Regions from separate parts of the Mus musculus genome. Here all the other regions are linked to region 1. A link is a loop called in an ENCODE intact Hi-C map of the cell type or tissue named here. Cell type or tissue: heart. All regions are shown on one strand. Region 1 holds the start of Col27a1 (collagen, type XXVII, alpha 1). Region 2 overlaps Col27a1 (collagen, type XXVII, alpha 1). Region 3 overlaps Col27a1 (collagen, type XXVII, alpha 1). Region 4 overlaps Col27a1 (collagen, type XXVII, alpha 1).

Region 1 (8,000 bases):
CCTGACCATGTCTATTATACAGGCCTGCCAGCAAGTTTACCCCATTTCCAGACTTATGACCTCAGAGATGCCACCTGAGTGAGGGATGTCTGTGAGTGACTTATCCCACTCACAGGGACAACGGCTCGCTGTCTTTGGCACTCAGTAGTGCATACCTAGTCACCGGCTGTATGTCACTCGCCTGTGTGGCAGAATGAATGAAGAAGCAGGGTCTCTTCTCTGTTGGTCTCAGTGCCAGTGCCCTTCCATGCCTCTTCCAGACGACTGTGGCTCCCAGAAGCCTACAGGCTACTCAGCAAAGTTCAGCAGGCCCTTACTGCCATTTACTGAACTGAGTCTAAGGCAGAGAAGCAGTCAGATCTGCCCTAGTGCAAAAGACCTCGGGAAGATTGAGCTCCATGAACCTACATTCTGCATAGGCACAGTGAAGCCCGGATGGACACATTTCAATCTTTTGAGACCTCCAATAGTTTCCTATGTGTCTTTGGGGCTGTTAGGTTCTTGACACTAGCACTGTATTTAAAGACCACATAGGGGAGACTTGGAAAGGCTTTGGTGCCACCACTGGTCAGTGAGCTATCTTTGAGGAAGTGTCTTCTTGCCTGGACACCTGCGTCCTCACAGGGGAGAGACCTGGAGACTTTATTTTCTTTGCCACACACAGTTTTCAAGGCCAGTCTGCAACCCACCATACGTTCCTATGATTCTTCCATGGAAGATATCCTTTCTCCACAGCTATAGGCATAGCTAACATCCTTCAGGTTCTAAACACCACCTCCTCCTGGGTACATTCCTGGGATTCTAGTTATCCTCTGAGTCAGCTTGACAATTCGATTGATCCATGTGTTTCGTTAAAAGCCCCTATCACAGTCTTCCTTTATTATCTCTGTTATCTTTGTACTATTGGCAGAGGACAAGAACAGGAATAGTTCATGATAAAGTGAGAGTGGAGTCACCCATCCAGATGTGCCTCTCTACCCTAAGTTGCTCTTTCTGATTTGTGTTACAGTTTATATGTGTTCAGAATCACGTGTAATTTCTTTGTCCCTATCCATTAACAGTGGCTCACTTCCCAAGCAGAGGCTTGCATACTGTAGGAGCCCTATCCCCCTTTTGTTTTACAGCTTCTTTGGGCTGGAATATTTGGAGCACTGATTATGTCCCAGATTCCAGGCTGGCGATGGGGTTATAGAGGCATCAGGACAGTGACAGCACTGTGATGTGCGGATAAGTGTGGCTGTGAGTGGAGCAGCTACATCAGGTGAGTGCTGAAGAAGGACAAAGGAATGTTTGACAGCAGCAATGGGCAAGAAGGAAGAAGCAAGAAGGAAGAAGTGACACAAGTCTTGAGAGTCTGGCACTGAGTTCAGTGGCCCTTGTACCACTTACCAGCGTGATCAACCTTCTCTCCAGCGTAGATAATCGCATATCTCTTTTCCTGTAGCATAGAGGCCCTCAGTGTGGAAGAGAAAAGATGCAAAATATTACTGGTCACCAAGTCCCTCAGTAATGGAGATAAATATCGAAGAGTGCCAAACAAAGTAAGAGAGATACCCAACACTTAAATGCAATGCCTTTAAAAGCCTCTAAGGCAAAAAATAAAAAAGAAGGAAAAAAAAAAAAAAAACAACCCATGAACGAAATACCAAAAAAATGTAAATAAAGACAGGATGTGCCTGGCACAAAGTATGCAGCTCAGAAACACACAGCAGCTGTGATTGGGCAGGGAATACTTTACCTTCGAAGCTGTGAACTTAGGAAAATTCGAGAAAGACCCGCGGCCCTTTCTCAGGCACAGACACGGGCAATCAGTGCAGAGCATCGGGTGTTCTTGTGAAGGAAGGTGAAGCACTCAGACTGGAGGCGGGGGGGGGGGGGGTGCGCGGGGGGCCCCAGCAGCCCCGGGTGCTCTGCCCCCTGCAGGATGCCTCGTACAGCTCGGCGGAGCCCTCCCCCACTCCGACTTGGGACTTTTCCGAAAGTTTGCTGAAACCAGACACCTTGCTTGACGGTGCCCGCGTGCAGCCTCGATTTAAAAGGCCGCCTTCAGCGCCCCCCTCTCCGCCCCCAGCGGAGACTTCAAAAGGGCCGGCGTCTGTCGCGGCCTCAGCACCTATGAGCCACCCCCCGCACCCGGAGCTCGAGCTGGAGCCGGAGCACGCGGAGTGGCCGCGGCTGCAGCGCAGGGGGACCGGGCCGGTGGCGCAGGCCCGCGCTCCCATGCTCCTCCCGGCGCCGTCGCGCCCTGTGCGCCTTTAGGGAAGGGGACTGCACCCCCGCCCCCGCGCCCGGGGCTGCGGGGACCCATGACCACAGATGCCGTTAGGCACCCGCCTAAGAACCGACCGGCCAGCGTCACACTTGGGGACCCAGTAAGTGCCCTGGGACTCACGGAGCTCTGGGCGTTTGGAGTGCGCAAAGGTGGATGCATGTGCAATAGAGGGTGCAGGTCCTGTATGCACGCCTGTGGTTGCCATTCGCAGAGGGTCGTGTGCAAGCGGGGAGTGTGCACTCGGGGAGCTGCATGGACTGTGCATGTGGGAGTGTGTGCGCTGTGCATGTGCATTTTGTGCGGGTGTGAGCACTCGGGTGGCTGCCTCTGGGAGCGTAGCGTCTGAGATCGCCAGGAATCCAGACATCCAAAGGTGTTTCGCGGAAGTTCAGTACAGTGCGTGGCTGTGTCTGCGTGTGAATGAGTGTGAGTGTTTGGAGTGTGCCTGCGGGAGTGTGTGTGCGGGAGTGTGGTATGAATCGCCTTGTAGAGGCCAGAAGCTAGAGATTTAGTCTCAGGGCTGAGCCGTGCTCGTGAGTTTGAGAATCTGCCTGGGTGTCAGAGGGTGCCGCGTGGGATTCCGGGGAGTCTCTGGTCGGAGAAAATGCAGAAAGGCCGAACACATTCAGCACGCTTACCCACAGCGGTCTTCCACGGAGCTCTAGGGTGCAAGAGTTTCTGCTAAGAGTTGGGAGTTAAGACAGATGGTTGTCGTGGAAATGTAGATGCCAAGTCAAGGTCCCAACTGTGTTTCTGCATCTCTAGGATCCTCTCAGGAGTAGAATTTTCCCCCTTCCTCCCCCACCGCCCGCTATCGAGGATCCTTAGTGTCATTAATCGTAAATTCCTAATCTCAATTGTGATAGATCCATGAGTAGCCAGGAGGAGGTTCTTTTTCATGAGTCTGTTTTGAGATCTGGGGGTGGGATGTCCCCCTCAGGATGGATAGGTGGACGGTCGCGCGAGGCAACCGATGCTGCATCCCTTGCTGCGTCCGGCAGGGGGCAGCAGTTGGCAGCAGAGGGCGGCCCGGCGCGGGGAGGAGAAGAAGGTGGAGAGCTGCGGCGGGCCGAGACTTTAAATCGCCTTCATTTCCCCCAAATCCTTCCTTTTCCTCTCCTCCCCCAGGCCGGCGGGGAGGCAGCTTCCACCGCCCTCCGCGCGCGCTCTCCCGGCCTTGCTCTGCCTCCAGAGACCGCTAGCGGCCCGCCTCCAAAAGTTTGATCATCTCTCTCTCCCTGCCTTTTCTTGCTTCTTCCTTTTCGGTGGAAGCAGAAAAAGAGCGAGGCAGGGGCGAGCGCGGCTCCGGCAGTCCTGGGACCATGGGCCTGGCGCGGGCGACCGCCGGGCTGGGGCCGTGCTGTCCGTCTGCTCCGGCGCCCCTGGGCGCAGGACTGGGCTGGGGGTGCGCCGGCAGCGCGCTTTGAGCCGGCCTGGCGCGGCGCGGCGGGGGGCTGGCGGCCCCATGGGGCGCGCCCACACTTGCCCCCCGGGCTCCGCAGCATGAAGTAGGGGCCTGCCATGGGCACGGGATTCGCGCGGGGGGCCCGAGGCACAGCGGCGTCAGGACCCGGGGGGTGAGTACAATCCCAGGGTTGCCCCCGATTCAGCTTCCTGAACCTCGGATGTGCACAAGAGTCTGGGGTTCCCTGCCGCACCAGACGCTCGCAGAGTAACGTCAGCTTCCTGTAGCTTCCCGCCAGGCGGGACGCCAGGGGTTAACAGGGGCTGTGCACCCCAGGCCGAGCTCTTTTGAGACTAGGACCAGCAAGGGAGGGTCCGCGCAGAGCCAGACCAGCGATCCCAAGAGGGGTCTAGTGGCAGTGCTCAGAGTGGCAGGCAGGGGGCAGGGGCCGGAGGAGGGAGTCTCGGTGTCTGCAGGTCGCGGGCTTGCATGGCTTTAGTTCCACTGTCCTGTGAATCAAGTTTGTCGGTCGTCAGGTCCGGGTGTCTGTTCCTGGCTCGGCCTCGGGTTCTGCACGTTCCTGCATTTCCTAACCTCTCTGCCTGTGTGAATGTGTCTTCTTGGGTCTGCGTACCTCAAACTTCCCAGCTTCTCCCGGGAAGCCTGCAGTTCCTGTCCCTCTCCTGAGTAAGCAAGGGGTGAGAGCCAGCTTGTGGGAGCGGAAAGGCCCTGGGAGATCACCAAGTCCAACCTCCTTGTACAGATGAGGGAACCGTGGCCAGAGAGGGGCCGGGAATCTCCAGGGCGGGGCCCCCGCACACAGGGGCACCCCACAGTTGGGATTCCCAGCTTGTGCAGAAGTTGTAAGAGTGAGGGATTCAGTCACTATGTGTGGGTGTGTGTGGGAGAACGCGGTCCAGAGGGGCCCTGTGGACTATATCTCAGGCACAAGGCTTGCCTTTCCATCTTGCTGGTACTCTAGGGCTCCCAGAAGAGGTTGGCCAGAGTTATAGTACCGCCCACCCTCTCAAGAAACGCCCCTTTGAGCTGGAGCCAGGGTGATGAGGCGCCCCCCTTCTTTTCCATGTCTTGGAAAAAGCTGGCTGTTTGAGATTCCCCCACACCCCCCACCACACGCATTCGTATACACAGGGCACTAGTGAGCACATTGGTGACTCATTTTCTCCGGGAGACCCTGTGCCAGGGCAGATGCCAGCGGTTGGGCAGTGTGGTGGTGCCAAAGAGCACCCCCTGCCTCAACGGGGCCAAAGTTTGAGGAAGGCAAGCAGTACCAAAGCCTGCCTGCCCTTCTGGCCGTACATCCTCAAGCATCTACCCACCTCGGCTTCTTTGCCCTACCCTGGCTCCTTCTTGCCCTTCCTTGCTTCTACATTGAGAAGTCCTCCCTCCTGGGCAACCATATGCCCTGTTGCTCTTGGGTGAACACTGGGCTCTGGGATCTTCGTTGAAGTAGCCTATAATCCATGCCTTCCCTTGTCTCTGCTTGTAGCCCAACATACTCCCCTGATATCTTGTTGGCAGTTTCTTTTTTCTGATCTCAGTGCCCAGGGACCTTCTAAATGTCTCCATGGTCTGGCCTGGTCTGACATGCAGAGGAGCCAGTTCTGGGCTCACTCACTTCAGTGGAAAGCAGACTTTGGAGCAGAGCATAGGAACCTAGCAACAGGCAGCTTGAATTCAAGTCCTCTATACTGGAGTGTGTGCTTGGCCAGGCCTGCCACCTCTCTGCTTCTCCTTTTTACATCACCAAGGTGAGCTCCAGCCCTCCCAGCTGGCAAGCATTTGTGAAAGTTAAAGAAGCGTGCCCAGGAAGCGTAGAGTAAATGTTCAGTAAACCACAGCTGCTATTTGTATCAGTGCTTGCTGCTTTGTGAATGAGTGTGAGTCAATGGGAAAGTTCTGGACCGTATCCTGTCCAGACAGATGACCTATGTGTGTGTGTGTGTGTGTGTGTGTGTGTGTGTGTTCCCATGGAGGAGGTGGAAGGTGTGGAGAAGGACCTGGGTGTGGCTGTCTTGGGTACACAGGGTCTGATGAGGCCACAGAGGCAGGTGGGACGGGGACAGACTCACGCCCTTCCCAGCCAGCCCTGGCATCACTCAGTCTGTGGTAGAGCAACTGGGGACAGCATCCACACATCTGCCATCCTCCGAGGTTCCTATGTCTTCTGGGCTTGGGGGGACCTTGGGCCTCCCTGAATGCTGAATCTGGGGTGGATTTCTGAGTCTCCAGTGTTTCCAGGAAACCAGTAGGAAGGGAAAGCCACACAGATAGAAGGCAGCTTCTAGCTGAGTCTCTGAACAGGAACAACCCTGGCTACTCCCTGGAGGGTTACATGGTCAGAAGAAGTTGTGTCCTTCGTGGCTCACATCTGGGAGCTGTCCTTATGAATTGATCTTTCAGATACCTTGGAGCCCCTCCATAGCCAAGCCAAGGTCTGTGAAGCTGTAATGAAAACAGAAGCCAGGGAGAGCAAAGCCTGCCCGCGAGCCGGTGAAGCCACCAGCATTATTAACAGTAGCCTAAACAGCACTCGAACAGTAGTCACACTGCCGGGCCTCCTTCCTTCTGCAGCCAACTTTCCAGGCTGGAGCTTACTCACATAGATGGCTCCAGGGCTCCTGGTTGCATCTCCAATCCTACTGAGAAAGCTGAAACTCTGGTCCCCAGCAAGTAGCAAGTCTCTAAAAGTATTCACTTTCTCCTCTAGGGAAAACAAATAAAATGTAGGCTTGTTTTGACTGGCTGTGTGGCTTTGGGCTAGTCCCTTCTCTCTGGGCTCTTGTTAACCATCTCTTCAAAAAGATGGCTAGGCATAGAATCTCGCCCCTCGGGATCTTCGAGGTCCTTCTCTAACTGAGGTGTACTGGATACTATGAAGTTTATGCCTCCAGTGTGCAAAGAAGCCCAATTCCAAAAAATGGGCTGCATTTGTGACGGTTTTCTGGGGCTTGGCCTTAGGCAGCTGAATGGCACAAGACAATGGGATTCTGTCTCCAGGATCTTTCTTCTGAGATCTTAGTCTTGTACTCTATTCTAGCCTCTAGGGTGCCCATAACTACAGCCAGAGATGATCTAGGACACATGTGGCTCTCGTGCCTTCACTCTCTCACCTGGTGTTCCTCTGTCATTTGGAAAACATCCAGGACAGGTGCATATGATATAGCTTCGGCAGACTCAAGAAGGGAGGACAGGTTCCCGGGGTCAGGGACCCGGCTTCTTGACTGTGGAACTTCTGGGAACTTTTGGGATACAGGCCTGGTGGGGAAGCCATCTAAGCTTGGATACAGGGGTTGGCTTTTCTCCATGCTGCCTGGCCACTGTTTCTTAGCATGCCTACCTGAATGGGGATGTAATATGGGAAATGCACAAGGTGCTTTTGAAGGGAAGCACCTGCCCTTGCTGGGGCACAGGCTTCTCTGTCAAATCAAACTAAATAGCCTGTTCCCACTTCCCAGGGTCACTGAGGCTGCCCGTGACTTTTGAAAGCCAGCCATGGCAGAAGGCAAATTCAGTGTGTCTGGGCACTCGACCATTAGCAGTTATCCTCAGTTAGTGAGACAGGGACATCTGGCATGTAAAGAGTCCTGATACACCATGTGGTTCCCCATTCACCATGCAGACATGTGACATCTTTAACTGCCACCCATGCATAGGCCTGCTGGAGAAGACTTCAGGGCTATCGTCAGCATCCCAGAGCCCTTTCACCTAGTCACCCTCAGGCTGCAAGTGACTGAAGACTTAATTCAACTCTATTTTAAAAAGGGTTCAGTGGTCATCCCCCTTTGAACAACCTCAAGGTCGATCAGCCTAGGTGTGGTGACATTCACAATAGTTTTCTCATTCTGCCACTCTCGAGTGGTCATGAGACTTCTTACCTCATGCACACACAGAGCCTACAACATCTCTAAACAGCATGTCTTCTTTCAAAAACACAGAGGCCAGTAGAAAAGCATTCTATTTCTCTCCAAATAATTCACCTGGTGGCTGACAGGTGCCAGACTGTGTGTGTCTCACTGGCTATACCTGAGTCACGTTTGCCTTTCCGAACTAGTCACTGTGTGATCCGTATTCATGCAGTGTCTGAACTCAGTGAGTGGGTGAGCCCGGTGGTGTGCTGCACGGTGCTGACGTCATGCTTGCTCTTGATAATAACTCCTACTGGATTTGAAAGTTGGGAGATCTGTCAGGGAAGGAGCTGAGACTAGACTTGCAGACAGTAGCCCTGGCTTTCCTGTACTACCCTGTTCCCCAGGCACACACCAGCCTGGTTTTACTCTTGGAAGAGGAACCTGGCCAGTG
Region 2 (8,000 bases), 62 kb after region 1:
TCCCTGGGGTCTTAGGAAATGGAATTTCCCAGTGCCCATCCCACAAATAGGAGTCAGATGGTTTTTACTCAGTCCCCCTCAGGCAGCTGGTGAGATTGGGTGCTAACTTCAGCTCTTTATCTACCTGTTGCTACCTCTCTGTCTTCTCCCATCATGCATAAGCCTATGTTGTGGCCCGTCTAAGCTGGTGCCTGGTATGGCCTTTCCACCCCTCTTTCTTCTCTGGACGTGAAAGGCTTGTGGGGGTGATGGGGCTTCCTGACACCTGTCTGCTCTAAGACCTGAGACAGCAGCTCTGTGGAATAGCTGAAGGCCTGACCAAGGAGAGAGGGCATGAGTAGATAATGTCACAGCAGAGGACTTTGCAGGGCTGTCTGCCAGTGTGCTGAGCTAGGATGCATGGAAATGACCGTAGTGCTATCACATCCCTGTCACAGTGACTGGCACCACCAGGGGCACTTCCAGTGTTTAGCTCTGGAACACACTGAAGGAAGAGGAAGTCATTGGAGGCTGTTTTGGATGGTAGAGAGGGGAGAAGCTGTCCTGCCCTTTGGCTAAGTCAGGGTCTCTGGCTTGGGCTCTGGAGGCCACATACAAGCTGCCTCTACCTCCCAGGACCACAGAGCTGCCGTTCATCCCTGTATTCTTCTTCTCATTTTGACTTTCCATGACCCCACCTGGCCCTAAGCCAGGCAAGGCATATCCTGGAGTGAACTCCTGCTCAGCCTGTCTGTCTGGATCATGTCTTGGTTTTCTCAGTGACTTTTTTTTTTTCAAGACAGGGTTTTTCTGTGTAGCCCTGGCTGCCCTGGAACTCACTCTGTAGACCAGGCTGGCCTCAAACTCAGAGATCCTCCTGCCTCTGCCTCCCAAGTGCTGGGATTAGAGGTGTGCACCACAACTGCCCAGCTCTCAGTGACTTTTAAACTTTCCTTCTCCATATTTTAATATTTGTTGCCCTTCTTTTCACATCAGAGAGAGAGAGAGAGAGAGAGAAATATGAATACCTCCCCAAACTCTATGACCTTGTACAAGATTTTCCAAATAGAAAAAAAAAGAAAAACAAAACAATTTAAAAAGAAACTTTTCAATTCCAATTTTGTTCTGATGATGGAGTTGTGTGCCATGTCACGTTTGCTGTCACCTTGGCCTTCTGAGATTTCAACTTCCTCCTGCTGCTGGGGCTTCCTGGGGCCTCAGTGAGCAGGCCTAATAGGCTACTGGGAAGAGCTCTCAGATGGCTCCAGTCCTAAAGCGAGGCGCCTTTCCATCTGGCCTGAGAACAGTTTACTTACCAGAACTGGACCAGGAGGGAGCCGAGGAGGTCTCCCACTGCCAGTCCTGTCACCAAACATTCCCAATCCATCTTAGAAGGGACCCACCCAGAGTTCAGTCAGGGCCCGTTTGATTCTCATTGCACACAGTCTTAAGAAGCCAGCTCTCTGATGCCTCCCACGATCGCTGATTAAGCATTTAATTAGAAGCCGGCTGCTTGTACAGAAGGAAGACATGACAACTCACAGCAGGCAGTGCCTGGGCTGTCATCCCTGTAGCTTTCACCCTTTCGTGCTGACATCAACTGCTGCTCAGGAGGCAGAAGGATGAAGAAATTTGTCCTATGAGAAAGCCAGTGTTCTCCATGAAAGGGCCAGGGGGCCTTGCAGTGCTCTGAGCAGCTGTGAAATGGGAGGGATCACCTCACTCTGGGCCTCCTTACCCTACCTAAGGGGTGGGTCCTTGATCCCTTTAGAGCCAAGGCTGCTGCTGGCCACAAGAGCAGCCTCCATGAGGCTCCATGGGGTCCTCTGTTCGGGGGTGAGGGGGGAAGCTTGCAAGTTGCTGGCTCTCTCCTTATGATCTCTTTGCTGGTGTGTACTCAGGGTGAACAAGGGGTGCCAGGTGTGTCGGGAGATCCTGGCTTCCAAGGAGACAAGGTAATTGTTATCTGCTGCCATCCCTACCTCTGCCCTCATTCGTCGGAGCCTGTATGTCAGGTGGCATTTCCCATCTACCACCCATCACTTCTCCTTGGACCTTATAGTGGCCTCTGGACATCTCTCCAAGTCCCTGCCACCTATCCCAGTCTGTCTTTCCTCACTGCCCCCAGACTGTCCTTTTGAGGCCACATCTTTGTTCTTTCATACACCGCTGGTAGTTCCCAGCTGTTCTTAGGGACAAGTCCTGGTGCTCCACCCAGTGGCACAGAATCCAGGTCTCGGCCTCTCTGTCACTCTGCTATTTTTCCTCCCCCGTGGTTGTGTTCCGGATCCACTAAACTGTCCTGGGAACATTGGGCTCTTTGAACACTGCTTTTCCTTTTGAACAGAGCCCCTGGCCTCTGCCCCAATCTGATCAGACATCATTTTCCCCCCTCTACTTTCTCAGACATCTTTCTCTGATGTCCTGGGCAGATGTCTGCCCCTCACTCAGAGTGCTCTTTCTCCCTAGTTTGGGGACCTGTGCTTAGCTTCCTGCAGACTGAATTCCTTGAGGAACAGGGTGCTAGACTGCCTGACAGCTCTGCTGGGGTCCCACACTCAGCAGTGAAAATTAAGGACAAGTTGGCCAGAGGGAGGGGAGGAAGGAGGAAGGGACTAGCTGTGCTGACAGAAGGAACAACGGATGAACCATAGCACCCTTGATCTCCAGAGGCCAGCTGTGACCTGCTGAGAATGGCTCCTCTCCCTGGGTTACACATGTGGCCACATCTGGGCCTCTCCCAATTGGTCCACCAAGCCCAAATGTTGACTAGCCCCAGTCCCTTCCTCCCAGGCAGCTTGTCCTGACCCAGCCAGTGTCCATGTGTGCATTAGAACATGCAGGTCTGGCTGTTCTTCTCTTGGGCTCTGGTCTCATGTAGCCTGAAGGGCATTGCAGGACTAATATAGACTAAGATTCCTTGGGTCCTGTACTTGGGCCAAGGCAGCTCCCAAGCCTGCAGTGGAAGAGGGAGGCCCTTGTCCTTCCCGAAGATCTCATTTCTAGGCCTGGGCTGGCAGGAGGATGCTTCATGTGCTCTTGGCATGGTTGCCCTCAGATAACCTAGTTTGCTTTCTCTTTCACAGGGGAGTCATGGCTTGCCAGGGCTCCCGGGTGGCCGGGGGAAGCCAGGGCCTCTGGTAAGTTCTTCTTCCTCATCCTTCCACTTTGCTGTAGCTTCAGGATATTGGGGCCAGTACCCCTCCCTCTGCTCATGGGTCATGGCTGGAGGTACACCCAATCCAAGACTTCCCTTTGCCTTCTAGTAGACCTGGACTGAGTGTAATGAGGCACACGTAGCCCCAGGTCAATTTCCTAGATAGAGTTTTTGAAACTGAGGGGCAGGAGTCACACTGGGTGCTGGACAAGCCCCAGGCCCAGCACAACAATGGACTCCAATTGGAACCAAACTCTACATGCCTGTGGACAATGCTGATGTCATCCATTCCATGTCACCAAGCCACACCTTTTTTAAATTTTGTCACTCTCTTTGCATGCATGCTGTCCACACTCAAGGGCAGGGAGGGCTAGTTCCATTTCTTAATGAAGAAGTTCAGATCTGAAGGCTGAAGTGACTTCCCGGGTCTCCTGGGTGGGACGCAAAGCAGAAAACATTGCAGCACCTGCTTCTTTTAGCCAGCTAAGCAGTATTGCCCGTGTAGTTCCAGAACATGTCAACTGCCTTCAGCCTAGAATGGGATATTTGTGGGAGGTAGGGCCCGTCCCATCCTGTATGTGTAGTGATTCTGTGTCTTCCACAGGGAAAAGCTGGAGACAAAGGATCACTTGGGTTTCCTGGACCTCCTGGACCTGAGGTATGTGATTCTGGTCTGTCTGTCTGTCTCTGTCTCTCTGTCTCTCTCTGTCTCTTTCTGTGTGCCTCTTTTTCTCTGTCTTTCTCTCTGTGTCTCTGTCTCTTTCTCTCTGTGTCTCTGTGTATCTGTCTCTGTCTCTCTTTGTGCCTCTCTGTCTCTCACTCTGTCTCTCTGTCTCTCTGTCTCTCTGTCTCTCTCTCTCTCTCTCTCTCTCTCTCTCTCTCTCTCTCTCTCTCTCTCCATCTGACTACGGCTCTTAGTGTTGTGCCCAGAGATGATGAAGGAATTGGTATGGATCACACATAAAATGAGAGATAAGGCCAAGGCTAGAAATGAGCTCAGTTGTACATGGTAAAATCCCAGCACTTGGATGGGGGTAGAGGCAGGAGGATGATTGGAAGCTCAAGATCAGCCTAACTTATGTAGCTAGACTCTATCTCAAAAACCAAAAGGGAAACAAAGAGAAGGTCACAGGTGAGTGCTCCGCTTTCCTTCCCCCCTCAGCTTGTCCTGTCTCACCCGGGGCTCCCCAAGCTAACCTCAGAGTCCTTCCCCAGTGGTGGCTAATGTGACACTTGTGGTTCCGATTGAGCCATCACCAAAGCCCTCGAGGGCTACTGTCCACCCAATCTGGGAGCTTCAGGTCTATTTGTCGGGGCCTCCTCTGAACCTTTCTGGCATGGCTACTCTTTGGGGCTCAGTCCTCCTGGACATGGTAGGGAGGGATGGGAGCTGCTGAATCTGGGTTAGCTGGAGAATATGAGACCAGAAAAAAAAGGTAATTCCAGTTAAGTGTGGGGCGGCCTGGAGAGCATCCGGCAGCATCTAAAATAATGTGGTCATGAACATCTCAAGCCTTGTCCTAGATGCCAGGTGGGTGCTCACCCTGGCTCTGCTAACCTGCTCCCCTCTAACAGCAGTATGCTACCCCAACCAGGGCTTCTGTCTACCTCAGGCTTGTTGACGCCTAGTCCCCAGCCAGGGCTCCCATCCCTCATCCAGAGCTCCCTGGCCTCGGGACCTTGTTCCTCCATGAGATCCCTGCAGCCAAGGGAAGAGCCTGGCCCTACGGGCTCTCCCAAGCTTTCCAAAGATCACTCATAGTCTTCCCCGATGGATGAGGGCGTGCTTCCTAAAAGCCACGGTCTGACTCTCCACTGTGTTGACTTTGGCCAGTACACAGCCCTATCTTTAGACAAATGAACTTGGCTTCGCCTCCATCTGCTGCTCACTGTGGAAAGACTCCTGAGTCTGGGTTTCCTGGCAGCCTAGCCAGTGAAGGAGGAACGCTCACTCCTGAACATGGACTAATGAGGCTCTTCATGGGCCAGGAGCTGGGGGAGAGAACTTGCCATACAAGGCAGGGGTAGGGGGGTGTGAAACAGGAGAGTTCTGCCTCTGTTTACGGGTGGGAAAAACAAGGCTTGAAGCCCAGGAGAATAGACTTAGGGTCGCTGTTCAGTAGCAATTCAGCTTGACTCTGGCTCTCAGGATCTCTCTGGGGTCTTTCTGGCCTACCTTTGTGCTGCTTTGATTGGCTGACTCCATTGCTAGGAGTGACTCTGGATGGTGGGAGGCAGAGCCATGAGTGTGCTGGTGTCTTTACTGGCTAGCACCTGGCCCTCAGGACCAGGGAGGGAGCCTCTGCTCACAGCCTCCTGACTGCATGGCCTCCTTTATTTAACATCAGAACTGAATTCAGCATCCCGGCTGCTCTGTTCCCAGAGGAGAAGGTGACCCAAGGCAGGGATGGTTTCCTAGCTTAAGAGACCAAGCTCTTGCGGATGCAAGTCTGTATGGAGTACTAATTGTAGGGTGCCCGTCTATGCACTTGGCTTCCATCATTTATTTCAACCTTAGCACAGCCCAGTGAGGTGTTTGATCTACTAACTACTCTATAGGCTAAAGCCCAGAGAGGCTGAGTAACTTGCCCCTCACACAAGGAGTGAATAACAGGGCAGGATTTTGGTTACATTGGGAAGAAACTTCAGCTTCAATGTGCCAGCTCCAAATTCAGGACTGTTTGCCTAGTGTGGTGGCAGACACCGTTAATCCCAGCTCTCAGGAGGCAGAAGGAGATAGATCTCTTGTGAGTTCAGGATCAGCCTGGTCTACATAGCAAATTCCAAGTTAGCCTCGGCTACATAGTGAAACTATCTAAAGAAAAAGAATGTTCAGGACCATTTTGAGACTTTGCCGGGGGTGGGGTGAGACAAAAGGATTTTTAACAGAAATTAGTAGTAAACGGTTAAAGGGAAGAAGAGAAGACCAACCTCAGAAGACAAAGTGGAGGGGAGCATTTTAGTCATGGAGAGTCATGGGTGGGGTGGGGGGAGGCAGCGGCTTGATTTCTAGCTGCCCTAGGCTAATGGGTTTCTAGGCTGGATTAACAGAGGTATTCCACATAAAACATGGAGAGGGATGTTTCCATACTGGGTCAGGGAAACTGGCCCACTAGAGACAGCCAGGCAATAGGGCACTTTGCCCTGGCTAGCAGCTATGGTAGAAACAAGCCTCTGGGATGGGGAATGGGTCCCCAGGAGAGGCACCAGAGTATGTAGGGGAACTGTCTACTGCATGGTCACCTGTGGGGATAGGCCCCTTAAGGTCAGGACAGGGGTGTGTCCCAGAGTCCAGCACTCTGAGCAGGGGATCTTAGGAATTCTAGCTTCTGATAGGAGGAGCCATGCTACAGGACATTAGCACTTACCTCTGCACAACCAATGTGGCGAGTCATGGCTCAAAGGATGAATGTGGCTCACGGGTAAGGCTTTTCAGGCAGGGCAGCTGACTCAGGGCTCAGTGTCCCCAGAACGTGGGACTCTGTCCTCTGACACGGATGACCATGTGTGACAGCCTAATGTGTTTCTATATCTCTGTTCTCCCACCTCTCTCTCAACAAGTCTCAAGCAGGAAAGCTGTCTTTGAACTTGATATGTGACTAAAGATGACCTATAACTCTTTACTGTCCTGTCTCTGCCTCCTCCTCACAATGCTAAGATTAAAGACACCAAGGATCACCACACTCAGTGCATTCTGCATTTTCTCAGCCACTCTGAAAAGTCAGGCTTGGGGCCTGCAGAGAAAGGGGATCAAGTAGCTGACCTACCCCAGGTCACACAAGAGTAGTGGTAGGGGTGAACACCAGTGGGGTGGGGGCTTGTTCTGAGCACCTGCCAACCAGAGGCCCAGGTGACCTGGCTTTCTGCTTTCCCATAGGGTTTCCCAGGAGACATTGGCCCTCCAGGGGACAATGGCCCTGAAGGCATGAAGGTGAGTTCTCTCCCACCTAAGGTCCTTGGCTGAAGAAGCCCCAGGGCCCAAGGTGGCTGCACCATCTGGTGTCCTGTCAACCTGATGTGGAGGTACTACCTCTGAGACCATTTCTGTTCTCTTTCCCAGGGTAAGCCTGGAGCCCGAGGCCTGCCTGGACCTCCTGGGCAGCTGGGGCCTGAGGTAAGATAGCCCTGTCCCCTCCTGTCCCTCTTTGTCTTCTCTAGCCTATCCCAGCACCTAGCTGGCTCTGTCCAGGGTACCAAAGCCATGATTGAGGGCAGGACCACTTGAGATTCATCACCAGAGAATCTATCTGTTCTCTTACAACCCTGCCTGTGACTCTTCTCTGACCTGGTGGGGCAAGCGACTTTCCTTCCACACATAGCACAGTATCAGTCTCAAAATGAGAGGATAGGAAATGTTGGACCCCTTTCATAAGTGGAGATCCAGGGAAGGAAATGACTGCCAGGCCCCGTGTTAGCAGGCAGGACCTTTACTAGAGCCTAGATGTTCATCAGCCCGGAGTCTATGCTCAGATCCTGTGCTAGTCTCACGGATGCTCCTGGGACCACTAGAGCATCATGGAAATGCCATGCCTTACCAGGCTGGCATGTCAGCAGAGTTCACCTGCATCTAGTCAAGAGGAGCAGGCCTCAGACCTATTGGGCCTCCCACAGGAAGCCTGGCTTTTGCTTGCACATGCAGCCCTGAACCTTGTGCATTGCGGTGCACAGCCGTGGGAGAATGAGCAACCACAAGCAGGCCTTTGCTGATGCGAGTCTTTCTCTGAGCTGGGTGTGGGTCTGGCAGAGTCCCAGTGCTGGCTCTTCAAGTCACTGCGTGGGGCTGCTTTCCTGGAAGCTGCAGATGCTTGCTGCAGGGGTTGCTTAAAGGGGCTTGTGGTCAGGCCCCGGATGCCAGAAGGATCAA
Region 3 (8,000 bases), 92 kb after region 1:
TATGGTGATGCAGTGATGGTGATTATGGTGATGCAGTGATGGTGATGGTGGGGATGCAGTGATGGTGATGGTGGGGATGCAGTGATGGTGATGCAGGGATGGTGATGCAGTGATGGTGGTGGTATTGGTGATGCAGTGATGGTGATGATGCAGTGATGGTGATACAGTGATGGTGGTAATGCAGTGATGGTGATGCAGGTGATGCAGTGATGGTGATGAAGTGATGGTGGTAGTAATGTAGTGATGGTGGTGGTTATGGCAGTGATGATGATGGTGAGGTAGTGATGTTGATAGTGGTGATGCTGATGCAGTGATGGTGGTGTTTCTGATAATGGTGATAGATTGATGGTGGTGGGGATGGTGATGATGATTTTGGTGATGGTGGTAATGCAGTCATAATAGTAAGGATGATGATAATGGTAGTAGGGCTAATGCTGGTACTGGTGATGACAGTGGTGGAAGGGATAATGATGGTGTTGGTGGTGATTATGGTTTTGTGATTCTGGTAATGGTGGTGACACTGCTGATGGTGTTGATGATGCTGATAGTGGTGGCTATGCAGTGATGATGGTGAGGATGGTAGTGGCGATGGTAATGATCTTGCTGGTTGTGATGGCAATAGTGGTTATGGTGGTGATGGTTGGGATGGTGGTGGTGCTAATGTGGTGGTGGTAGTGGTTGGGATGGTGGTGGTGATGATAGTGATTGCAATGCTGACTGTGATGCTGATGGTTGCTTTGCTGTTCTGGGTGGTGGTAGTAATGGTAGTGATGGTGGTGGTGGTGGAGGTGGTCCAGTTGCCCAGTGGAGGAGCATCCCATGGCCAGGACTTACCTGGAACAAGGGTTTGGACTTAAGTGTTAGAATCTCTCTATGGTTCTCAAGAAGTAGCTTTTTCCAGCTTCTCCGGTCCTAGTCAGAGCAGGAAGAAGGGCTGGCAGAGGCTAAGGCTGGCTATCCACACTCACATGGATTGTGTTTGGCCTCTCCTAGGGTGACCTCGGACCTCTGGGCCCCCCTGGGGAGCAAGGTCTTATTGGGCAGCGGGTAAGTGAAGTACATTTTCCTTCTAGAGCTCCCAGGTCACCTGTGAGCCATGGGCAGGAGAATGGCTTGGATCAACCCCCAAAACTCTCAGATTCCCCAACTGTGGAAACAGCCGAGGAGTCCTGACAGCTTTGACTAGTCTCCCTGGGTACCCAGCATCACCACAGAGATATTTAACCTCCAGATACTTTCCTTCAAATATGTCCCCCTTCCGAAACTGTTCTACAGTTAGCCTTCACCTTTCCAAATGAAACCCATGAGATTGCCTTGCCCTAAGAAGCCCCATGAGATCCTAGCATCCCTCTCTGTACTCTGTGAATGTAGACTCATGGGAATTGTAAGGACACAGCCCGTATCCTTAGCACCTTACAGATGGGGCAGGAAAGGCTCAAGAGTGAGTGAGTTTGTGCAGTCTTCAGGGCACCAGGTCCTCACCCCATCTCAGCCTCCCTCCATCTTCTCTTCCTTATGATGCCCCAAGTTCCCAGTACCCAGTCTCCAGAGGGAAACTTATCCAAAATTAGGCAAAGAGAGAGGGAAGGCCCTAGGCAGCATAGGAGAGCTTAGAGTCCAGAAATGCTAGCTGTGCATGGCCACCAAGCTTGATCAGTTGAGTCTCCTTAGAAAATAGTGTTGAGAAAGGTCCTGTGGCCCCATCTAGACTCAATAAGTTCGAGAGGCAGATGAGTATTCCTTTAACACACACAGTGTACTAGGCATGGGAGCATAGAGTGAGTAACAGAAGACCTGTCTAAGGGAACTGATGTTCTGGTGGATTGATTATTGATGTCTGCCATGGGTACAAGAGGAGCAGCATCTGCTCACTTGCCATATCTTTGCCATTCCTGCATTTGCCAACCTGGGTCCCCTCCTAGCTCTGCCTCTGGACAGCTCTAAATTCTAAAACCAGAGGGAGATACCAATTTAGGTTGGCAGCTGTTTGGAGAACTGGGGCTTTTCCAGCACGGGGAGGACCAGCAGGGACATCAAAGAGGGCCTTGGCATTCTTAGCATCTTTCTAGAACTTACCCACCCAAGTCTACCAATTGTCCTTACATTCCTCATGTGAGATGAGGTTCCAGGAACACTTATTTCAGCTCTCAGAAGGAGGCCCAAGGTGGCTGACACCCTTGAGTGTGTCATCCCCTTCCCTGAGAGCCATGTTTTCCAGGTAAGAAAGGGATTCCTATAGAAACTAAGATCCTACTTGAGGTTGCAGAAACACTGCTGATGCTGAGGTTGGCATTGTCAGAAACCATTCTTACCAACTGGCTTCCCCAGTCCAACAGCAGGTACCTGGTCCATAAGGCTCTGTGGCCCTTCTTCTGCCCCATAGAAATCCACTTGTTCAGCTTCTGAGAGCCAGTGGGTTCCTGACCCTGGCAAGTGGGGAGGGAACGCCCCTTGCGCTGCTACCCAGTAATACCTCCCCATCTTTTTCTCCCAGGGAGAGCCAGGCCTTGAGGGAGACCATGGCCCTGTGGGGCCAGATGGGCTGAAGGTGAGTTGTCTGGGCCAGGATCTGGGAATGGCCTCTAGCCCTGCTCTAGTTCCCTCAGAACACTGAATTAGCAGCTTCTCCCCGGCAGAGGAAGGGAGGTGGGGTGGGGGTGGAGGAATCAGCAGGGTTTCAAGGCTGCCCTTGCTCTACCTGGGGCTTTCATATCCTCTCTTTCATAACGCCCTTAAAGATGAAAAGTTCTGACCATCACCAGGGGTTCATAAGCCAGCACTCAGGGGGAACTAGTCCCAAGGCTGCCAGGTACGATCGATCGATGCTGTGCCCTCTATGAGTCACGTCCGTTGATGCTTGAATTCAATGTTCAGATGGGGAAACAGACTCAGAGAAGTTAAAAAGCTTGCTGTAGACACACAGCCCAGTATTTTTATACCCAACATCCATTCCGAAGGAGAAGGGGAAAATGAGGCTCACAGGAAGACAAGGTTCAGAGTCTGGCTGTGAGTGAAGGATCAGCCGATTGCAGGCGCTTCCGGGGCACTGCTGTTCCCTGATGATGTTCATCTGAGCCCCAGGTCGGTCGGTGATGCATAGAAACTGCAGGTATCAAGTAGGCACAGCCCCACCCTCAGTCCCCGGCCTGCCCCAATCCAAGCTCCGCGGGTAGGCTCTCTGTGCTGACCTGGTCACACCAGAACCCCAGAGAGACTCCCCCTATCGTGTATGACCCTCTTACCTGCCCGCCACAGATCTACAGAAGCGCCTCAGCTTTTCTGAGTCTCAATTTCACAGCCACAGAGCCAGGCTTCCGTGCCCTAAGCTCCTCACAGTCACCCAGGGACCAGAGAACACTTCATCTGGGTGCCTTGTCAGCGCTTCTGTTTTCCTTGCAAGTGAAAGCGCGCCCCCTGCCGGCCACTTAACCGCTTGCTCTTGGCCCCAGCTCTGCAGCCTCCTGGTACAGCTGGGGGGTGGGGGGGGTCACAGCCTCCTCATCCCTTCCTAGATGGCCACTTTTGTCCTGGAGTTTTTGCCCCAGGGGGCAGGAGGACAGGTCCAGGCTTTGCACAGTCTCTCTACTTCTTGCTTTTGACAGTTCTTGCCTCTAGCTTCCAAAGCCAATCACACCGTTGTCCTAGGACTAGACTGGTCACTTGGGTGCCTAGCATCTTTCTGATCCTTGGGAGGTCCTGGGAGAGACTGCTTCCTATACTGCACGTCCAGGGGTCACCACTGTGCAATCAGCTGCTTCTCCAATGGTCGCAGCACTTCACAGAGCTCTCATGTGCAGTATCTCTGTTGATAACAGTGGAGGTGGCAGTCACCCTTAGCACACACTGCCCCGGGCTGTGCTGAGTAAGATGCACGGTCTCTCTGTGTTCCACCTATACAAACGAGGGACCTGGCCAGAGTTACAGAGTTACTGAGAGTAGTGAAAGGATTGTGACCTGGGTGTGAGGGAGATTCGGTCCCCTGAGCTCAGATCCCTGCCTCTCTACGGACTCAGTTCTTCAATCTGTGGACTGGGAGGATTGAGAGAGGCCACCCAGAAGGCTCTCTGCTCCTTGGCAGATACCTCCAGAGACTCTTACAGCCCATTCTCATGGGCCCCACAGAACCCCGTTTCCAGCTGTGTAGGAGTCAGACCATGAATAGTCACTGGAGACTGGTTCTGGCCAGGGCCTGGGCCTAGCTTGGCTACCTGGAGCAACCAGCCTACAAGTGAGACAGCAGGTGGCCAAGATGACAAGCCAGAAGCTCAGTCTCAGAGCCAGGGGAGTCTCTGAGAGCCGGATCTGGGCCAGCAGGTCTCTGTGCCAGGCTGTGCTGGGACTCTGACAGGCTCAGTGGAAAGGGACCATACAAGCCATCCTCGTGCCCAGTGCTGCTCAAAGCTGGCCTGTGTCATGTGACACCTACAGCTGTCCCCCAGGCCAAGCTGGAAAGTACCTACAACTCTACATGCCAGTCTCATTTGCCCAAAGGCCAGGCTCCAGCCACCACATCTGTATCTTGACTCTCTCTTCCTGGCCAGGCCAAATCAGATTCCTTCTGCCTTTCTCCCACGGCTGCTCTGAGCCCCGTGTGCAGTTGTCAGCACTGTTCCTATCCAAGGCCACTCCCTGCACCCCCTTCCTCTAAATGGGACCTTCTGCCCTCTTTCTTGGGACCTGCAACCGTCACAGCGAGGCCACACAGACATGCTGCAATCTCCTTGCCTATCATCCCTTTGGAGATGAGCTTGTGATAGACAGTCCCTGATCCTGAAACTGCTGCTGGAACTATAGCCCACACCCTGTCCTGGTGGAGCTCAGGCAGCTCAGCTCTGCCCAGGGCATGAGGGAAAGATGGCAAGGCTGGCATGCAGAGCTAGAGTACACACACCCATAAGGGCTATACCCATGACATGTTGCAAAACCAGTGCTGTGGAGAACCCAAGACACCTGAGCCTTGGGCTCCTGAAGCCCATGCAGGGGCTTCATAGGTAAGGCTCTTAGAGTCCTCAGTTTCAGGGAGTCCTTGCTACACTTTCCTTACCCACAAGAACTCCTCCCTTGGGGCCCCGTTTTCCAGGACTTGGTGCTAACTGCAGATTAGCTGTACCTACTTGGGGCCAACTGGCTTGACTTAGCTCTGCCTCAGTTTCCCCATTGGTAGCAAACACTAAACAAGTACCAGCAGGGAAGGCTCTGGTGAGGATGACTCCGGTACCGAAGGCATGTCGGCAACTAACAGGCTGCCTGAGGTTTTTGAGGCCTTTGATGACCTGGTTTTTAATGTTCTCTTTCTCTGTCTTCCTCCTGCCCCCCCCCCCCCGATCCAGGGCGACAGGGGCGACCCAGGGCCCGATGGCGAGCATGGTGAAAAGGGCCAGGAAGGGCTGAAAGGAGAGGATGGGTCCCCTGGGCCCCCGGGCATCACTGGCGTCCCGGTGAGTGTGGAGCATCCAGCAGCATGGGGCTCTGGGTGAGGGATGCTCATAGCTGTCCAGGCCTCCCGAGAAGTTCTCTACTTTGCCTCTTTCCTGCTCCCTCAGGAGAAACTCTGTTCCGTGTGGCCCTGTAACCTCATCTCCTCCAGCCCCATACCCAGCCTTTTTTTCTCGTCTCCTGGGACGAGCTTGCCCTACCTCTGGGCCTTTGCACCTGCTCCTCTTGTTTTGAGCACACTCTCCCTTCTTTCCTGTTCCTATACCCCTGTGTGCCTTCAGTCCTCCTCACACAGAGACAGTTCCTGCCCTTGGAAGCCATCCCTGACCCTTGGCGAGGTCTCTATCTTTCAGGGTCATTCAGGACTTTGACCACAAACACTATGAGTATCTTCCCTGGGCGCTGGGCCCCTGGTAGAGGAGAGAACCTATTTTGTTTCAGTGTTTGCAGACAGCATGCCAGTGCTTTCCAGACCATTCTTTAATTAGCTAGTATCCTTGAAGGTTGGGAGACTCAGACAGTTAAAGGAACCTGGCCCAGACCACACAGTAAGAAAAGGCAGAGCCAGGATTTGAACCCCTGCATGTACATCCTGTCTGAAGTGGACTCACTGGAATTCAGAGCCTATACAGGCTGTGGGGGAAAAGACGTGTGGTAGGTAGGACATTCTGATACTTGACTGATAGCTTGGAAGTTTACTGTGTAACAGAGCCAAGGGTGTGTATGGAGCAGGACTCTGTGGCCAGCTCAGTGTCCTGCCAGGCCCCTGGGATCCAGCCACCTTGCAACAAGCCACCAGAGAGTGTCAGGCCTGCAGGTGTCCACTCTGAGCCAGCCTTGGCCTTAGCACAACTCCGTGATCCCCTACTGCCCACCCCAACATGACAGGTTCTTGCTATTGCATGGCTCAGCAGTCCATGTTTCTTCTAGCCTGCTCCCGACAGCTCTTCAGCACTGAAGTGACCAGTCTGGGAAGGATCCAGAGTAGCCAGCAACATGCTGGCCGTGGGAAAGTATCTGTTACCTAAAAATAGAGCTGACGTGCTAATAGCCCTCAGGAGCAAGGGGATGAGGTCACTGCCCAGCCCACGAGTGCAGGAGGGGTGCCTGTCAGAGCCGCCCACTGCTGCTCTCCTCAGCCCTGAGGATGTGGGTAAGAAGGGCTTTAGCAGGATGGGTTGTTTCTTACCTCGCTATTCCCTTGTGTAACGTGGCCGTGGCTCCTAGCCCACCCTGGCCTCAGTCTTACTATGTTGAAAATCTAGAAGGAATGTATGCCAAGATTATTTTGAGGTCTAAAGCCCTAAGGCCACTTTCTCGGCGAGGTTGTGGTTTTGCTGTGGAGTGGGGAGCAACCCAGCAGGACGTATCCTAAGAACCTGAGTTCAAAGGTCAGACCTGGGTTCCTGGCTTGAATAACCCTCCTTCAGTGTATCAGTTGGCAGACAGCTGCCCATCTCCCAACCTTGGTGTTCTCAGTTATAAAGAGAAAACGGGGAGATGGGGACATAGTCTAGTGGATGGAAGGCTTGTTCCCCTAGCATGACAGCCTGAGTATGGATCTTCAGCACCCATGGAAACAGCCGGGCATGGCCATTGTGCACTGGCAACCTCCGTGCTATGGGATCTTGATCCTAGGAGCTTGCCTGCCAGTTGGCATAGCCAAGACACACAGCTTTCTGGTTCAGTGAGACAACTTGTCTCCAGGCAGTAAGGTTGTGAGCAATAAAGAACGATATGCAGTGTCCTCTGACCTCCACATACGCACACACAGGCACGTGTACACACACACTCAGACGCATACACCTCACACATCTACACACCAGAGAGTCTGGAGGAGAAACGCTGAGAAAGACAACCCTTTACAAGAATGCACAGAGAAATAGGGAAGGTTGGAGGAAAAAGTATGTAAGAGCTGCTGGTGGTGGCTGGGGTTGGTCACGTGGCTGTGGTTGCCATAGCAGTAATGTGAGGTTCATGTTCCGTGGTCCCTCAGAGTTCTCATATGCCAAGGTTGGCAGCATCTCTCTGGCCTAAGTGCACACTGGGCTGTGGGCACAAGCTCTGCGCTTGGGTTTCTTTGGCATCGTGGCTAACCGAGGAATGTTTCATACTCCGTGGGTTGGAGGCAGGCTGATTACTGGGAAATAGCATTTTATAAGCCACCAGGGCCTTCCTAGAAATGTGTCTGTGGTCACACGCTATGTGATGATGCTTCATCCTTGAGGGACAGCACATAGACCAGGGCTCACATAAGATCATACAGATTAGTGAAGCCATCTTATTTTTTCCATTTTAACTTCTCTGATGTATAAACAATGACCAAACTGCCTAGAAACACGTTCCTCAGCTGTGTCCCAGCAGTAGTTGGCTGGTGCCTATCTGTGATAGGACCCAGCAGAGGCTTCTTTTCTAGCCCCAGCCTCAGCCTCCAGGTAGTTTGATGATCTCAGGATCCCTGCCACAGGATGCTCACTCCTGGAGGGACCTGGCTCCGCCCCCTCCCACTGTACCAGTTCTGAGATTCACTCTGAGACAGGACACTGTGCCTGAGAAGCTGTGGA
Region 4 (8,000 bases), 100 kb after region 1:
TTGGCGTGCTGTCCTCCAGCCCCTCCTCCTGCCTGCATGAGTACAGATCTACAAGTCTAGCGTCCCAGGCCCTGGCATGGTCCCTGAGAGCCTGTAGGGAGCACACTCAGACCCTCTGCTCTCCTTAGCCATCATAAAGCTGCCAGGGATGACACAAACTCTGGGGCCAGGTGGAGACAGCACCCCAAGTGCCACTACCTAGGGTCAGAGGCAATCCCCACAATGTGGATTGGCATACAGTAGAGGGCCATGACATCACTAAGTGACATAATGCAGTAAGACTGCTGTCACATGCATAGCTCATTGTTGCTCTGTGGCTCATGAGTGCCCCACAATGAACAGCTGGCCACAGACTGGCCAGGGCTGGGGGGAGGAATGGGTTGCAAGGGAGATTTGTGGAAGTCCTGCTCTTTTCCCAGGATTTCCCTGTCATTGCTGTACAGAGCAGGTGGGTGAACCCAGCCTCTTGGTGCGTAAGGGCCAGCTCCCAGATAGCAGGTAAAGGGTGCTGCGGAGCCCTCTTCCTCTAGCCAGAACTCGACCCAGAGTGTGAGTCCAGTCTGTACTTGTGGCTAGGATCCTTTGTCTATACCAGTGGCCAGAGCGAGGGGGTCACAAGGTTCCTCCGCCTCCTTTCCCTAGTCTATAAAGTGGGGGTGAGGGAAACATTGCAGGGTTGCTGTAGAATCTGCAAGACAATATATAAAATGAATCTTGGCATGCCTAACAAAAGACTGTCTGGTCAACTCAAGTGCCCACCGGAGACTTTGAGGTCCCGTTGCCCTGTGCAGCTGCATTTCAGCCATCTGCAAAGCTGCCAAGAACTCATCCTACAGTTGGGCCAGGGCCTAAGGTGGCCTGCCGTGGCCGCAGGTCTCCACTGTAGTCTCTGCTCCTCTTTCAGCCTGCCCTAAGTGTCCATGTGGCATGTGGACACTGTTGCCACTATTACCTACAATGGTAGTTTTGACCGTTGGTCTCAGTCTGCCTGCCTACGGAGGCTGGCCTTCATCCCTGAGGAAGGCACCTTCCCGCCTGCAGTTCACTAACTCCCAGAGTGGCCTTTGCCTAATGCTGGTTCTGTGGTGTCCACAGGGGGACCAGGGCGAGGATGGCAAGACCGAGGGGCCCCCTGGGCCACCAGGAGATCGGGTAAGTTCCCGTTCTGTTCCCCCTGGCCTGCGGGTCAGGGCTAGGCTGCTGAGAACCCATGGAATGGGTGGCTCATGGTTATCCATTGCCCCTGTCCTTCAGGGTCCTGTGGGTGATCGAGGAGACCGTGGGGAGCCAGGCGACCCTGGATACCCTGTAAGTATCAGAGCTCTACCTTTGGGGAGTGTAGAGATAGTGGGAAAGGGGAAGCCAGTCTGGACTGGACACAGACTCCTGCCTCTGCCTGCCTTTCTTCACTAGTCATAAGGAGCAGAAAGCAGCCCACTATGAAACCAGGTTAATACCATGAAGGAAAGACCCAGACTCTCCTGAGGGTCCTCTCCTGAAGGTTTTGGGGACAGAAACAATCCACACAACTAACAGATTGGCTGACTTTCCTTCCAGCATGGTCCTGTGTAATGACTTCTTCTTGGGGGTGAAGGGACGGGGCTGGCTCAGTTTCCCCATTTATGTCTTCCTAGCAGAAGCAACTGCTACATTCCCCTCTATTCAAGCGGGACTTAGAGGGTCAATGATGTGGCCACCGGATTCCCCGGCCACTTCTGAGGGGCCCTCACCTGTCTCTCCTTCGCTTTCAGGGTCAAGAGGGAGTTCAAGGCCTCCGTGGAGAACCGGGCCAGCAGGGACAGCCTGTGAGTCCTGTGTCTTCTGCTATAAGCAGGGTGGAGCATCAGAAACAAGCTCTTTAAAAATTAGAAGGATCTGCCCTGTAGGAGGACATGAGGAAGCTCGGGGGCTTCCCTAGAGCCTGCACCCCCAAACCCCTCCTCACCCGTCCCCCTCCAGGCGGAGACTGGCCACCCTCCCCAGGAGAGAGGCCTGGAGCTGCCTTGAGTCACCTCACCTTGGTTTGCAGGGGCATCCAGGACCCCGGGGGCGCCCAGGACCCAAAGGATCAAAAGGCGAAGAGGTGAGACGGCTGGACTTCAGGGGGCGGGGGAAGGCTGAGCCCCTGGGGCAGGGGCCTCAGCTAGCCTAGGCTCACACAGTCAGCAAAGGCAAGGGCTGGAAGGTTCCACCTCCCCAGGCTCCCAGGCTCTGCAGCCATTCACAGGGGCTGAGGGGGATCAGCCTCTGAGTAGAAGTTGGCCTAGCCAAGAACTCAGCCCACACCTCTGCTGGGCTACAGTGAAGGAGTGAGAAGAGGGAGGAGCCAGCTGAGGGATGAAGGACAAGGAGAGACAAAATGGTCATGGAGGAGTCATTCCTTGCTGTGGACCCCAGGCCCCTGTGTTCCCTCCTGTAGGCCTGATATAAACCTTCCTCACTATGCCCCCTGGGCCCACACTCCTTAGGGACACCCATGATCGAGTCTAAAATGGCTCAGGGAGCCTTTGGAAAGTCTTAGCAACAGGGGAGCCAAAGAAGGAAGTCAGGACCCAGTGCAGCAGGGACAGCCCTGGGTGACCTGGGGGTGGCCATAGCCGTGGGCTTTCAGGCACGTGGCTCTCTGGTAGATCACACCAACTCTCAGTGCTTCCTGCTAATGTATATCTCTTACATCTGCTTTCTTAGGGCCCAAAGGGAAAGCCAGGCAAGGCTGGGCCATCAGGCCGGAGGGGGACCCAGGTGAGTTGCCATAGCTTCTCTGTCACCTTCTATGTTCTCCTGAGAAGGTTTAACCAGCTTCTTCTGTACCTCCAGGGCCTTCAAGGACTGCCAGGCCCCCGAGGCGTGGTGGGGAGACAGGGCCCTGAGGGCACTGCTGGATCTGATGGGATTCCTGGCAGAGATGGTCGGCCAGGATATCAGGTGAGCAAGACATGGGGTGGCATCTGGAGTTAGCGACTTCCACGGGGCACACACAGGCATAGGTCTGAAGAGTCAGGTGGGAAACTAGGTGACAAATAGGTCTTTCATCCATTGGGATTCTTATCACTGTGTCTCTTTGATGCTAGCACCTGGGTCACTAGGCCATATTGCTCTGCCCACTGGCAGGTGTGACTTTCTCTTCTTCTTCCTCCTCTTCCTCCTCACCTTCCTCTTCCTCCTCCAACTCATGGCTATCCCAGTCAAAGGACACTTCTTCCCGTTTTCTTTACAGGGAGACCAGGGAAATGATGGGGACCCTGGCCCTGTGGGCCCTGCTGGGAGAAGAGGAAATCCAGGTGTGGCTGGCTTGCCTGGAGCACAGGGGCCTCCGGGATTCAAGGTCAGCTCTCATTAATCTATTCTTTCTGCCCTGGTCCTGCTGTAATGATACTGATTCTTGGAGCATCTATATCCTAAGGCCCATGTGAAATTTCTTGTGGATCCCTGACTCCACGTTGACCAAGTTTAAAGGATGGTTTATTCAAGTGACAATAAATACTGCCCCCTACTAGACCCTAGTAACCTTCCACATTAACTGTGTTGTCCACGGGCACCCTCTGGTGGGCCTTTGTGGGACAACAGGTTGCTTGCCACTGGGATGCTCTAGGCTTCTTTTTTTTTTTTTTTAATATTTTTTATTAGGTATTTTCCTCATTTACATTTCCAATGCTATCCCAAAAGTCCCCCATACCCTCCCCCCAACTCTCCTACCCACCCACTCCCACTTTTTGGCCCTGGCGTTCCCCTGCACTGGGGCATATAAAGTTTGCAAGTCCAATGGGCCTCTCTTTCCAGTGATGGCCGACTAGGCCATCTTTTGATACATATGCAGCTAGTCAAGAGCTCCGGGGTACTGGTTAGTTCATAATGTTGTTCCACCTGTAGGGTTGCAGATCCCTTTAGCTCCTTGGGTACTTTCTCTAGCTCCTCCATTGGGGGCCCTGTGATCCATCCAATAGCTGACTGTGAGCATCCACTTCTGTGTTTGCTAGGCCCTGGCATAGTCTCACAAGAGAAAGCTATATCTGGGTCCTTTCAGCAAAATCTTGCTAGTGTATGCAATGGTGTCAGCGTTTGGAAGCTGATTATGGGATGGATCCCTGGATATGGCAGTCTCTAGATGGTCCATCCTTTCGTCACAGCTCCAAACTTTGTCTCTGTAACTCCTTCCATGGGTGTTTTGTTCCCATTTCTAAGAAGGGGCAAAGTGTCCACACTTTGATCTTCGTTCTTCTTGAGTTTCATGCGTTTAGCAAATTGTATCTTATATCTTGGGTATCCTAAGTTTCTGGGCTAATATCCACTTATCAGTGAGTATATATCATGTGAGTTCTTTTGTGATTGGGTTACCTCACTCAGGATGATGCCCTCCAGGTCCATTCATTTGCCTAGGAATTTCATAAATTCATTCTTTTTAATAGCTGAGTAGTACTCCATTGTGTAAATGTACCACATTTTCTGTATCTATTCCTCTGTTGAGGGGCATCTGGGTTCTTTCCAGCTTCTGACTATTATAAAAAGGCTGCTATGAACATAGTGGAGCATGTGCCCTTCTTACCGGTTGGAACATCTTCTGGATAGATGCCCAGAAGAGGTATTGCGGAATCCTCCAGTAGTACTATGTCCAATTTTCTGAGGAACTGCCAGACTGATTTCCAGAGTGGTTGTACAAGCTTGCAATCCCACCAACAATGGAGGAGTGTTCCTCTTTCTCCACATCCTCGCCAGCATCTGCTGTCACCTGAATTTTTGATCTTAGTCATTCTGACTGGTGTGAGGTGGAATCTCTAGGCTTCTTACAACGGGTCCTTGAGCTGCTTCTCTGTCTAGCCTAGGGCTACACCCAGAAGGCAATATGTAAATGAAGGACCCAGATATGGTGTTTGGCTTCCCTACGTTTATGAGCTAGTTGAAGAAAGGTTGTGACCCTCTGTATTGGGCCAGGGAGGTAGGGATGGGTGACGAAGAGACGAAGTCTACATGTCTTGCCAGGGAGGAATAGTGAATCAAGAACTTTGCTGGATACAGAGAGGAGGTCAGAGTCATGAGGCAGGCTTCTGCCAGGGGTCTGAGCTTGTCCAACCACATCCCCATGTCTCCTCTGCCATTCTGAGACCTCATGAAATCTCTGCTTTACTGCTCTAGATCCCCCTTCCACTGGTCTTGGACCTATGTATTCTTTGGACTGATGATTTTGATGTGTTTCTTGAAGGGTGAAAGTGGGTTACCTGGGCAACTGGGTCCCCCTGGAAAACGAGGGACAGAAGGTGGAACAGGGCTTCCTGGGAACCAGGGGGAGCCAGGATCCAAAGGCCAGCCGGTGAGTCAGCCTCAGGGCATATGCATGACCATGCATCACATGCTTAAAGCCATGAGTATACACACACTCACATAGACGTACTCAAAAGGCATGTACACTCTGTGCGCACGCGAGCGCGCGCGCACGTACACACACACACACACACACAGAGAAACATATTCATAGGTGTGTGCACAGGGCCAAAAGCTGCCTATTCACTTGATATCAAAGGCAGAGCCATGCTGTCTGTGGTCATCAGATGCTATTTATCTCCCTCTGCTCAGGAAGAAAGTGTCAAGGGTCTAGAAGAAGGGGTCTGTACAGCCCATTCAAAATGGGAATAAGAATCATCAGTAGAACTTGGCATCCTGGGTTCCAGGGACAGTACTCTTTCTGTATAAGACTGTCTCCCTGTGCCTTACCTACCTGGAAACTATGTAGCAGACATCTAAACGATCCCTGGGTCAAAGAAGAAATCAGAAGGCAAATTAGTGCATTGAATCAAGAGAATATGAGAAGACAATGCACCTGAGTTTGTGGGACACTGCCCAGGCTACCCTAGGGAGTGTTTGTAGCACTTTAAATCAGTGGCGGCATCAAAGCCACTAAAGCATCTAAGAGTCTAAGAAAAATAGAAACAATATAAGCAGTAGAAAGCAAATGATGAGGACCATAAATACAAAATAGGGTCTCCAAGAAGGTCAACAAAATTCATATATGTCTAGTTAGACTTCTCAAGACAGAAAAAGTGGAATACACATATTATTAATGTCAGAATGAGAGATGGTATCTGTCACTTAAGATATCAGAGGTAACAAAATTATGGCAAAGGAGCACCAGCCCAGAAACTAAACAGCCTGCATAAAATGGGCAAAGCCGTTCAAAGGCAAAGCTTTCAAAGCTAACTTGAAAAAAAAAGGATGTCCTAACCACTTTGTATCCTGAAAGAGTGTGAGCATACCCCTTAATAAAACTTCCCACAAAGAATGTTCTTGTCCCAGATGGTTCCCCTGGTGACCCTACAGCACACTTAAAGAGGCAATAGTACCAACCCTACGGAAACTTACAGAAGCCAGAAGAAGAGACTCCCATTCGGTCCACAAAGTCATTATTACTCTAACATTAAAGTTAGTCAAAGACATTTAAGAAAAACAAACAAACAAACAAACAAACAAACAAGCAAGCAAACAAACACATCAGACCCATCAGACCAGCGTAGTCTGTATAGCAATTTTCAGTAAAATGTTATCAAAACAGAAGCAAGAGTGCATGTAAAGGGTAATGCATCAAGGCCAAGTGAAGCTGGCCACAGGAAGGCAAGATTGGGAAATAGGTCAGTAAAATTCACACTAAACCAATTTGCCAAACTGAAAGAGAAAAGTCACCCAGTTGATTGTCACTATAGGTGCAGGAAACACATGTGACAAGATTATAATTTCATTTCTGATCAGGGAGAGGGAGGGAAAGGAAGCCTCACTAAAGTAGGTATGCAAGAGAACTTCCTCCCTGACATGTGAGCAAATCCTACAGTTAATTTGCATTGTGGTGATTGGCTGGGTGCTTTCTCTGAAAGAGCAGAAGCAAGCCACCGCGTCTCTCAATGCAGTACTATGCATCCAGCCATGGCAATAAGGCAAGAAAAATAAAGGCATTCATACCCAAAAGGAAGGAGTGAAACTTTGTTGTATAAAATTATTTTCTAAGCAGCCATCAATGGAGGGTTTCTGTCAGGAAACTGTGCTTTATAGAGCTGTCTGGGTGGGCAGGGACACCTGTTTGTCTTCTCTCATAAGGATCGGGGACAGGAGCTCCTGACTGTAGAGCATTGCCGTGAGACTCTGAGCCGGGAGGCACGGCATAATGCCTGTGACTGTCCTGGGTGCAGCCTGTCCTGGCTCCACCCACACCATCTTGTCCTGCTCTCCCCACAGGGTGACTCTGGCGAGATGGGCTTCCCAGGAGTGGCTGGCCTCTTTGGACCCAAGGTACCAAGTCTCATTCCTGTCTATCACCTGTGGCTCATCTAGTTGTGGATTCACCCCATGAGTCTTCACTTAGCCCTCCTCCCAGTGTGAGTCAGAAGCCAGCTGCAACTGTGCTCAGCCTAGTAGCTCCATGCCTCGGGCACATGACTCAGTATACAAGCCTTGCTTTCCCAGTCTGAAAAAGAACCCTAACAGACAAAGAAAGCTGTTGTAAGCACTAAGACCCAAGGCATACATGACTTAGCCCTCCGATGTTGCATAGCTTGTACCTGCCGAAGCATCAGGAGCCTTTACTATTCTTCCCAGGGCATCTCATAAAATTAAGAGGGCACAGGCCAGCCAGAACTCAGGGGCATGGAGGCTGCTAGGTACTCCCCAGTGGCTGCCCCAGGCACAACCCTTTTCTGCTTCTCACAGGGCCCCCCTGGAGACATTGGCTTCAAAGGCATCCAAGGTCCTCGGGGGCCTCCTGGCTTGATGGTAAGTCTCCCTCCTTCCTGTTCCTGCTTGGTAGTCACCCCCACCCCCACCCCTGGTCCGAGGCTGGCCATCAGCTGGTTGAGCACACACGTCTTTCTGCTCCTTTGCTCTTAGAGCCTCCCCTAAATGCAGTTGTGGCAGCTTCACACCTTGCTCACTCACCCTGCCACTACCCCAGTCCTTCCCTGCCCCACACTTGTGGCCCACCCTATGCATGCAGAAAGACTCAGGAGACATATAGCCTAGCCCCA

Evidence for each region. Hi-C counts contacts between places; a loop is a spot of excess contacts. Peaks named below come from ENCODE experiments on the same cell type or tissue, not always from the same donor. Only the 100,000 strongest peaks of a DNase experiment are listed, where the experiment ranks them.
Region 2: it touches region 1 in a loop (3-fold over the local background); 5 of 42 quality-filtered maps call a loop at or near these places.
Region 3: a loop joins it to region 1, with 6 times the contacts of the local background. A loop is called at or near these places in 32 of 42 quality-filtered maps.
Region 4: it touches region 1 in a loop (6-fold over the local background); 32 of 42 quality-filtered maps call a loop at or near these places.

Annotation. Positions count from the first base shown.
Region 1 is chr4:63,212,033-63,220,032 of GRCm38, forward strand. It overlaps Col27a1 (collagen, type XXVII, alpha 1), which reads left to right and starts at 3,380. Exons shown (of 61, transcript NM_025685.3): 1 at 3,380-3,849. The coding sequence starts at 3,794. In heart, CTCF peaks have their summits at 1,938 (motif pointing left), 3,271 (motif pointing right) and 4,098; DNase peaks (open chromatin) are centred at 3,359, 3,839, 4,619, 4,769 and 1 weaker place; H3K4me3 peaks cover 3,155 bases; H3K27ac peaks cover 2,027 bases; H3K27me3 peaks cover 3,862 bases.
Region 2 is chr4:63,274,048-63,282,047 of GRCm38, forward strand. Col27a1 (collagen, type XXVII, alpha 1) reads left to right here. Exons shown (of 61, transcript NM_025685.3): 17 at 1,881-1,934; 18 at 3,066-3,119; 19 at 3,741-3,794; 20 at 7,014-7,067; 21 at 7,197-7,250. Among named protein-coding and RNA genes, the nearest start is that of Mir455, 21 kb to the left of the region's middle. In heart, CTCF peaks have their summits at 2,201 and 5,000 (motif pointing left); DNase peaks (open chromatin) are centred at 1,384, 2,724, 4,974, 7,914 and 2 weaker places; H3K27me3 peaks cover 2,367 bases.
Region 3 is chr4:63,304,192-63,312,191 of GRCm38, forward strand. Col27a1 (collagen, type XXVII, alpha 1) reads left to right here. Exons shown (of 61, transcript NM_025685.3): 35 at 994-1,047; 36 at 2,495-2,548; 37 at 5,331-5,438. Among named protein-coding and RNA genes, the nearest start is that of Orm1, 36 kb to the right of the region's middle. In heart, CTCF peaks have their summits at 3,419 (motif pointing left) and 3,632; DNase peaks (open chromatin) are centred at 3,410, 4,420 and 6,460; H3K27ac peaks cover 2,344 bases; H3K27me3 peaks cover 901 bases.
Region 4 is chr4:63,316,233-63,324,232 of GRCm38, forward strand. It overlaps Col27a1 (collagen, type XXVII, alpha 1), which reads left to right. Exons shown (of 61, transcript NM_025685.3): 42 at 1,096-1,152; 43 at 1,255-1,308; 44 at 1,752-1,805; 45 at 2,030-2,083; 46 at 2,689-2,742; 47 at 2,818-2,925; 48 at 3,218-3,325; 49 at 5,198-5,305; 50 at 7,216-7,269; 51 at 7,687-7,749. Among named protein-coding and RNA genes, the nearest start is that of Orm1, 24 kb to the right of the region's middle. In heart, a CTCF peak has its summit at 3,535 (motif pointing left); no DNase peak of the experiment used is centred here; H3K27ac peaks cover 203 bases.